Linked DNA regions of Homo sapiens: region 1 is linked to region 2. A link is a loop called in an ENCODE intact Hi-C map of the cell type or tissue named here. Cell type or tissue: psoas muscle. All regions are shown on one strand. Links, peaks and the distances in the headings refer to the core of each region. The heading gives the core; the rest is flanking DNA.

The links. Hi-C counts contacts between places; a loop is a spot of excess contacts. Peaks named below come from ENCODE experiments on the same cell type or tissue, not always from the same donor. Only the 100,000 strongest peaks of a DNase experiment are listed, where the experiment ranks them.
Region 1: it touches region 2 in a loop (2.5-fold over the local background); 20 of 110 quality-filtered maps call a loop at or near these places.

What each region holds. Positions count from the first base shown.
Region 1 is chr2:201,884,931-201,889,326 of GRCh38, forward strand. All of the region lies in intron 12 of CDK15 (cyclin dependent kinase 15), which reads left to right. Among named protein-coding and RNA genes, the nearest start is that of CDK15, 81 kb to the left of the region's middle. In psoas muscle, for the core only: no CTCF peak of the experiment used is centred there; no DNase peak of the experiment used is centred there; H3K4me3 peaks cover 1,278 bases; H3K27ac peaks cover 2,750 bases.
Region 2 is chr2:202,025,620-202,030,015 of GRCh38, forward strand. No RefSeq gene overlaps it. Among named protein-coding and RNA genes, the nearest start is that of FZD7, 6.0 kb to the right of the region's middle. In psoas muscle, for the core only: no CTCF peak of the experiment used is centred there; no DNase peak of the experiment used is centred there; H3K27ac peaks cover 1,845 bases.

The DNA of each region.
Region 1 (4,396 bases), core at 271-4,270, 140 kb before region 2:
TATACAAATAAAGTGCTCTAAGTGTTTGAAGGAGGTGAGATTAACTCCAGCTGTGGGGATCCAGGATGATTTTGTGAGTGGGCCTTGAAAGATGATGGGTCTGGATGATTGGAGAGGAAGGGCATACGGGCAAAGGAATGTCGTGTTCCTCTCAATACCATCTAAGATCATTCTGAAGTTGTCTTCTTTTTAATCATAGTGGCTCAGTCTTAACTCATATACCATTGTAGTTTTTCTTACCATCGTATGCCTTTTTGCAACAATTTAAACATTCTTTAACATGTACTAATCAAGCTTAGTTTCACTCTGAATGCTTCCACGTAATTTCAAACCTATTCTGTTTATTGGTTTTTTTGTGTATTCTATTCAAAGTTGAACCAGAATATTTTGTCATTCTATGAGGCCAGGTTTCAGGGGCTGGGGATGTTGGAAAAGAGGGAGGGAAGATTCTCAGCCATCCTCTTGACTCTGTGCTACTTCTAGGAGTTTGTAACGTAACTCAGACCAATCTGTCCACCTTTTAAATCCTCCATTAATCAGCCCTTAAGAAGCGAATTTGGAGATGTCCTCCATAACACACTTCCTCACCTTCTATGCACAAAGTTGTTCTCCATCCATTTCAATATGTTAGAGGAGATACTGGGTTGAGACGTGGTTTATGGGGTTGCATAGCATTGTGTTGCTGGGAGAAGTCTGGGAAAACCAAGTCCCTCAGCCCTACCAAGCCCTTAAGTTGGTTAAATTTGTTACGTTCATGGCTGAGTCTCCAAGTAAAGATAAATAATTCAGAAAAGAGTTATTTATAAAGGATCTTAAAGATTACTTATTCCATACCTTCATTATATAGCTGAGTCACTGATGCCCAGGGAAGAATAATCGTACCTGCCTTTTATTGGACATCTATATGCTTTATATAAATTATCAATCTATGTACTAATTGGTGAGGCTGGAATTGTTATCCTCATATTACAGATTAGACAGCTGGAAGTCAGGTAGGCTAATTGCTTGAAGTCACACAGCTAGAAAGTTGTAGAGCCAAGATTTTACTTCAAATCTGACTCCTAAAAGCTACTCCTTTCCTACTATTCATTGTTCTTGCTAAAGATCACATAGGAACTTAGCTGCAAAATCAAGATTAGAACCAAGATCTTGATGCCCAGTTCTGTGCTCCTCCCACTCTCTCATGTACTGTGTTTATTTTAAAGCTTTTCTGGGAAAGATTCCACACATCTCCAGGTAGCGTGTTTAATATCTCACAATTAAGAGGGCTCAATTTATGTTGAATAGAGATTTACACCCCAGGACCAACTTCTTCCTCAATGCCATCTTACTTTAGTTTATTTTCTTTTCTTTTCTTTTCTTGTAATAATATATGCAATCAGCCTTGGGTTTTAAGATTTTTTTTTTTTTTTGAGATGGACTTTTGCTCTTGTCGCCCAGGCTGGAGCGCAATGGCATGATCTTGGCTCACTGCAATCTCCATGTCCCAGGTTCAAGAAATTCTCCCGCCTCAGCCTCCCGAGTAGCTGGGATTACCTGCCTGTGCCACCACGCCTGGCTAATTTTTGTATTTTTAGTGAGACAGGGTTTCACCATGTTGGCCAGGCTGGTCTCAAACTCCTGACCTCAGGTGATCCACCTGCCTTGGCCTCCCAAAGTGCTGGGATTACAGGCGTGAGTCACCTTGTCTGGCCAAGATTTCTTAATCGATGGTGATAAATGTTTTTGTTTCACCTGTGACTCATTCAGTTTTATAAGAAAACATCAAGGAATCCAGTGGAAAATGAGTTGAAGGCATAAAATAGCAATTTATGCAAGAGGAAACAAAAAGAGCACAGCAACACATGGAATAAATTGACTGCTTTACTAGGGATTAAAAAAATACAAATTACCGTTAAATTAGTTGTTTTTTCCTGTAACCTAATAGCTCCCAGTGTTGATGAGATTGTGGTAAAATGATTCTCTGCTGATGGTATTGAAACTTTTGCAAAGTGTTATAGCATGCATATCGGGAGCCATAAAAATGATCATACCCTTATACCCTATACCTTTGTTCCTGGAAATTATCCAAAGAAATAATTGAATAGGGGGGAAAACCCTAAAACCTAGATTAATGAAAATGTTCATTGCAGTGTTGTCTATAATGTTTTACAATTTTTTAAATAAAAAGAAGCAATGTCACTGTTAAACACCAGAGAAACAATTGGACAAATGTTGGTATATTGACTCAACATACAGTACTATGTAACCATTTTAAATGATCATTAATAGAATTGTGTGATATTATGAAAGTTCTTATGCTGTAACATGAGCTATAAGAAACTAGAATACAAAATTGCATATTATAAAGTATCTCTGAAAATTAATATGCACATGAACAAAACTGAAAGGTAGTGTACAAAATAAAAATGCTATTCTAGTTTAGGGGGGTTGTAGGTCATTTCTTTTCCTTTCTCAGAGCTTTCTTTAAACTGGTGTTATATTGTCTTAGTTGTTTAAAAGAATAAGTTAAAACAAAATGGCACAGGCAGTCTGAGCTGTGGATTGAGAGTCAAAGGACCTGAGTTTTCTTCTTTTTTGTTTCCCAACATAATGTGTTTTGGCTGTAATAAACCTCAGTTTCTCCATCTGCATGATGGGTTAACACTAGTTTTCTTTACCCCAGGTTGACAGAATATTTATTTTTATAATGCTTCTAACTCACCGAATGCAAGGGTTCATATAAATTTGGTCCTGGGAGAATGAAGGGCAGGAGGGAAAGGAAAAAATAAATAGGCATAATTAATTTTAAAAGGAAAGATCATCTGCTTTAATCGGAAATGTATGTGTATTGTGCCCCTAGTCAGAGTTTTAAGTGCACTTCGTGTTAGTTAGCAACTTCAATTTAAAGTGCTGTGTGATCCTCTGGGCTTTGAAGATATGAATTCTCTATACATACACATGAGCTAAAATTACCGCATAATCACGAGGATGTGTGCACTTTGAATAATTGAATGCACTAAACATCTCCAGCTGATGGATTGATGATGTGGGAGAGTAGTGCAAAACCCACGTGACACGGAAGATTACAAGACATTTTGAAATGATAGCTTAATTTTCAACCTTTTTTTTTTTTTTTTTTGCTTGTGCTTTCTCTTTTAGCGATTATGGGCAAGTAAAAGAGATTTGATTATCTTGTTTCCTGTGAAAGGTTATTTAGCCCCTCAATCCCATTAAGTCACTTTCTGCACTCCAGTGCACTGAGCCTTCAGGTTATCAGCCCAGGAAGAGTAAATGGAGACACCAGGATCAGATTTCTAAAGGAAGGAAAGTTAAAGCAAAGTTTGAAAGGGGTGACAGCCAACAGCCATGAGCTTAGGAACTCAATTAGACTAAAAAGACAACTATCTCATTATCTCGTTCCGAAATGATCTAAATACATAAGAATCTAAAAGTTTTAAATAAACTTGTCCTGCCGACTGTCTAGATGACTGAATTTCCCTTCTCAAAAAATTTTTAAACACCCGCTTTCATATTTATTTATTCTAAGAGTGAAGCAGCTGCGATAATTATGCTGTCAGCCTCGGGAAGCTAATGAGGAGTCACCAGAGTGGAAGGTTTTGCATTTGTGAGATTGCTGAAGGAGAGCCGCGCTGCAGCTTTTTTCGTTTTTTATTTCCCTTTCTTTCTTTCTTCCTCCTTTTTCTTTTTCTATGAGTTGGGAAGGAGAGTCTGGCAGTCCACAGCCAAATTGGAATCCTTTTGATTAACCGGTTGCCTTCCCAGCATGTTCTGCCAGATAGTGTCTCTCTCTCTCTCCCTCCCTCCCTGCTTTTGAGGAGCTGCTGCTTTTGAGGGGCAAGGAAGCCGGAGGGAAATCCCAGCTTTTCATGCCACTGTCCCCAAGGCAAGAGGATACTTCTCCCCGAGAGAAGTTCCCCAAATGGTTTGGATTTGAGTTGATTTGAGAATAATTGGTAAAGTATACGCACTGTTTATTTTAGCCATTTAACTGTCTATGCTATGACAAGATCTAATAGAAAGTAGAATACAAAATTGCATATTATAATATCCGTGTGAAAATGTCTTATGCATATCAACAAATGGTATGATGGCTCCCCTTTCCAGCCTATTTGGAATATGCGATTCCAAATACAAGACAACGAGACCCCAGATTACCCACAGCATTTAAGGGCAGAAGTTTAGGCCAGGCGAGGCAGAGCTGGCAAGTTTATTTCTTCCCTTTGGGTGTGAGCAGCTTCCAGCAAACAGTATTATTTAAGGCATTTTATGCTTTTGGTGCAGTAATAACAGAAGGCTCTCTTTTTGTTAAATTGTGAGATATTTTGAGCACCCCAGATTTATGCAAATTGTGAACCTGGGAAAAGCAATGCCCAAGTGGAAAGGGGCCCTGAGT
Region 2 (4,396 bases), core at 321-4,320:
CTTTAAGTTGCACACAACACTTTTACTGACACCCCATGGCCTGGGCTCAGTGGATCCCAAAAGGGAGGCTGGAAAATGAGATCTTTATTCCAGTTGGTCATATGTCCATCTGACGACTGAGGGCTTCATTACTATGGAAGAAGAGGGGAACAGATATTGGGGGACAACTAGTAGCCCCCACACCATGTTAAGAACTTTAGATTCTTCAGTGCACTTAGTTCTCAAAACAACCCAAAAGAAAGATGTCTCCCCGGCCTTTACAGATAATTCCTATCTGGAAACACTTTTGCAATCACAGTCAACTCAATGTCAGTTGCAGCCCTGGGAGGTATATTCTCAAATTCTTTATCCAGGCCATTGAGCAAGAAGAAGGTGGTTGCAAGACCCAGCCTTGTTAATCAGCCTTTAGCGGATACCTCTCCTAGACTGGTGCTGATCCTCTGTGGTCAGCCTTCTGCCACTGTGGACACATTCTCCAGGAGAAAGTCGGAAGAGACGTGTGTTTTCACCCTTTTCTAAGCCTTGTACTGTGGTTAGTAAGGTTCTCTCTAGTAACAGACAAGGAGTCAGACGGCTTCATTCAAAGGGATGGTAGAATTCTGAGGGAAGGAAGCAGCCAGGAAACAGCTCTCAGGACTTGGTCTTTTTGTCTTCTCCTTCTGAAACAGGTGTTCCCTCTCTCCTTCCTTCCTTTCTCCTTTGTTTCTTTCCTTCCTTCCTTCGTATTTTTCCACTATAAAGGCCGCTGCTCTCCCGTCTTTCCTTCCTCTGCTCCTGCTGCCACCAACTAATTGCTGTCTCTACTCACTTCACTGCCTCACAGCTCTTGCTTCCTTCAAGCTTCTACTGCTTCCTGGTTTCTGCTCGTTCCCTTCTCACTGAATGCTTCCCAGCTTCTGCCAGCATATTTTACACTCAGAACCCCAAATGAAAGCATCCGATCAGTTGGCCTCTCTGTATCCAGCAGGCACAACTGTTGGACCGAGGTCTCATGCCAGACAACCTCATGGCTGGGTCACATCGTCTACTCCAGACTCAATCCTCTGAGGACAGGATTCATGTGGCACAAGGTACACAAATGGCAAGGTCAGTCTAAGGAAATGCTATGAAGCGAACTGTGGAAGTAGCAGCTGTTGCATTTCAGAATAGCCACTGTGACCTTGTTGAGACTCATAAATAAGGTCCCAGACCCAACATCACACCATGCAACGACATTTATCCAACCATCTCTCTCTCTCACACACACACACACACACATACACACACACACATTCACACCCCTCACACATGACACATGTCACACTCCCTTATGGTTCTCATTATTTCCATCCTTCAGTTCAAAAAGTAATCAACTAGAGTGAAAACTTTATGCAAAACTAAAGGCATCAAGCTGGGCACAGTGTCTCAGGCCTATAATCCCAGCACTTTGGGAGGCCGAGGCGGGTGGATCATCTGAGGTCAGGAGTTCAAGACCAGCCTGGCCAACATGGCGAAACCCCATCTCTACTAAAAATACAAAAATTAGCTGGGCGTGGTGGCAGGCGCCTGTAATCCCAGCTGAGGCAAGAGAATCACTTGAGCCCAGGAGGCAGAGGTTGCAGTGAGCCGAGATGGCGCCATTGCACTTCAGCCTGGGCGATAAGAGCAAAAGTCCATCTCAAAAACAAAAACAAACAAACAAAAAAACAAAAGGCATCCTATAAGGTATCAGTAACATAATGTACCGCTGTGGAATACAAGCCTGGTTCAGTGGTTCCCAAACTTGACTAATTCCAAAGAATCACCGAGTGAGTGTTTAAAAATTAAATCCCCAAGTCCCCCACTAGAGATTCTGACTCAACATATCTGAAGTAGGGCTCAGGCTTCAGAAAATTTTTTTCTTTTTTCTTTTATTTACTCCTTAGGTGATTCTGATGACCAGCCAGGCTTGGACTCCACTGTTCAAGTTCCATGTTTACCCTTCCAGAGGATTCCCTGGAAGCTTTCATTACTACCTTGAGTCTGGTTCCTACAGCTTCTCCTCCTAGCTCTCTGCTTGATAAAATTATCTTACTGGGAGAGCCTGATATACAACAAGTTTCCCACTTGCCCTAGGGGGCAGGAGTAGGGCTCCCAAATCTCTCAATCTAAATGCCCACTAGTGCAGTTTCAGAAATGGAATTAAATTGTTCCTTAGGTAACTAGAGAAAATTAACAGATTCTTCCAACTTGGTTTGAAACCTGAATTAGGTGGAATGTTCAAGGGGTCATCACTAACCTGGACTTGATATATCCCAGCCTAGAAATTCTGGGGTTTCTCTAAATTTTGGAATAGCTTTTTATCAGACATATAAAAGAAGATACATTAGTGTTTATCATAAAAGACATCAGGTAGCAGTGCAGTATGAAGTGGAAAATGTTATATAGACCTAAGCTTTAGTTCAGGCTGGCTACTATGGAAAGGAAGTTATAACTTGGACTGCACAGGATTGTTGTGAAATTAGAGATGCTGTACCTAAAGCACTTGGAACTTTATAAATGGTAGTCGTTGTATTTAGAAAATAACTATTTTTGAGGCCGGGCGCAGTGGCTCACACCTGTAATCCCAGCACTTTGGGAGGCCGAGGCAGGCGGATCACGAGGTCAGGAGATGGAGACCATCCTGGCTAACACGGTGAAACCCCATCTCTACTAAAAATACAAAAGAAAAATTAGCCAGGCACAGTGGTGGGCACCTGTAGTCCCAGCTACTAAGGAGGCTGAGGCAGGAGAATGGCGTGAACCCGGGAGGCGGAGTTTGCAGTGAGCCAAGATCGGGCCATTGCACTCCAGTCTGGGCAATAGAGCAAGACTACGTCTCAAAACAAACAAACAAACAAACAAACAAACAATTTTTGATGCTCAAACTAATCTGAAGATAATAAGTTCTAGCACACCCAGTGGTACACCAGGGCAAGCTCTTAGGGGCTTGTGGAGCTGATTATGTGCATCTTTTCCAAACACTAAGGTCAGTGACATCATATTGGCTTGAAATCGGCTATGGTAGCATTATTTACACCACGGAAATTGGCAAATGTACACATCAGGGCTTTTTTTCCTGGAGAGTCGATTGTTAAACATTTACCAGCATACCACTATAAAAAATTACAACCTCGGCCGGGCGCGGTGGCTCACGCCTGTAATCCCAGCACTTTGGGAGGCCGAGGCAGGCGGATCACGAGGTCAGGAGATCGAGACCATCCTGGCTAACACGGTGAAACCCCGTCTCTACTGAAAATACAAAAAATTAGCCGGGCGTGGTGGCGGGCACCTGTAATCCCAGCTACTTGGGAGGCTGAGGCAGGAGAATGGCGTGAACCCGGGAGGCGGAGCTTGCAGTGAGCAGAGATCGCGCCACTGCACTCCAGCCTGGGCGAAAGAGCAAGACTCTGTCTCAAAAAAAAAAAAAAAAAAAAAATTACAACCTCAGCAAAGAGCCAAAGCCCCAAAATATGCAGCTAACTTGGCCTTTTATTTGATCCCTAAGATTTGTATCCATATAACTAGACCAGGATTCTGCCCTGATGATTTTTTGCCTATGGATCACACAGCATTTCGTAAATATTACCTCACAAATTCTCCCAACATCCTGGGGGAGCAAGAGATGTTAAGTGACTTGCCTGAGGCAGGACAAGAAATCAATAGTGAAAGGCAGAACTAAACCAGTCTGTATCAACCACCTCTGCAATCCTTCCTAGACATCAGTACTGTGCAGACCCACATTGGAGACATGGGTAGCAATTACCAAAGGTGCTTTTTACATCATAACCCAGATACCCGAAGTCGCTTTCTACAGACTATGGTCCATATGCTCTGACCTTTGAGTACAGATTTGACTCCCCAGAATGGCCAGCGCTCTACATTTGGACATTTTTTCCAGAACTGTTCATGGTCTTTTATTAATCAACTTCCTCCATGTTTTCTCTCCCAGGGACATGTGTTTGGAAAACTGGTTGGCCAGAGTTAGGGTTCTGTTCTGACTCTAACATCTGCAAGTGGCAACATAACCAGTCAACACTGTATTTTTATCTGTGACCCTTTCTCTGGACTCCCCAAGGACAGAGCTCCAAGAGTCGTTTCTCTCTGTTGCCTCATCTTCATAATACTCTGGAAATGAATAAATGAATAATCCTTGTAGTAAGCAGCCTCTCAAATGGCTCCCTATGATCCCCCAATGGTTTTGCACACTCTATGTATAATCCCTGCTACCCCTTGAGTGTGGGAAGATCTGGTGACTTGCTTCTAGTGAATAGTATATGGCAAAAGTGGTAGGATGTCACTTCCCAGATTAGGTTACAGAAAGACTGTGACTTCTATCTTGATCGTCATTTTTTCCTGCTCTCTCTCTCTCCCTCCTTCTTTCCCTCCCTCTCTCAGA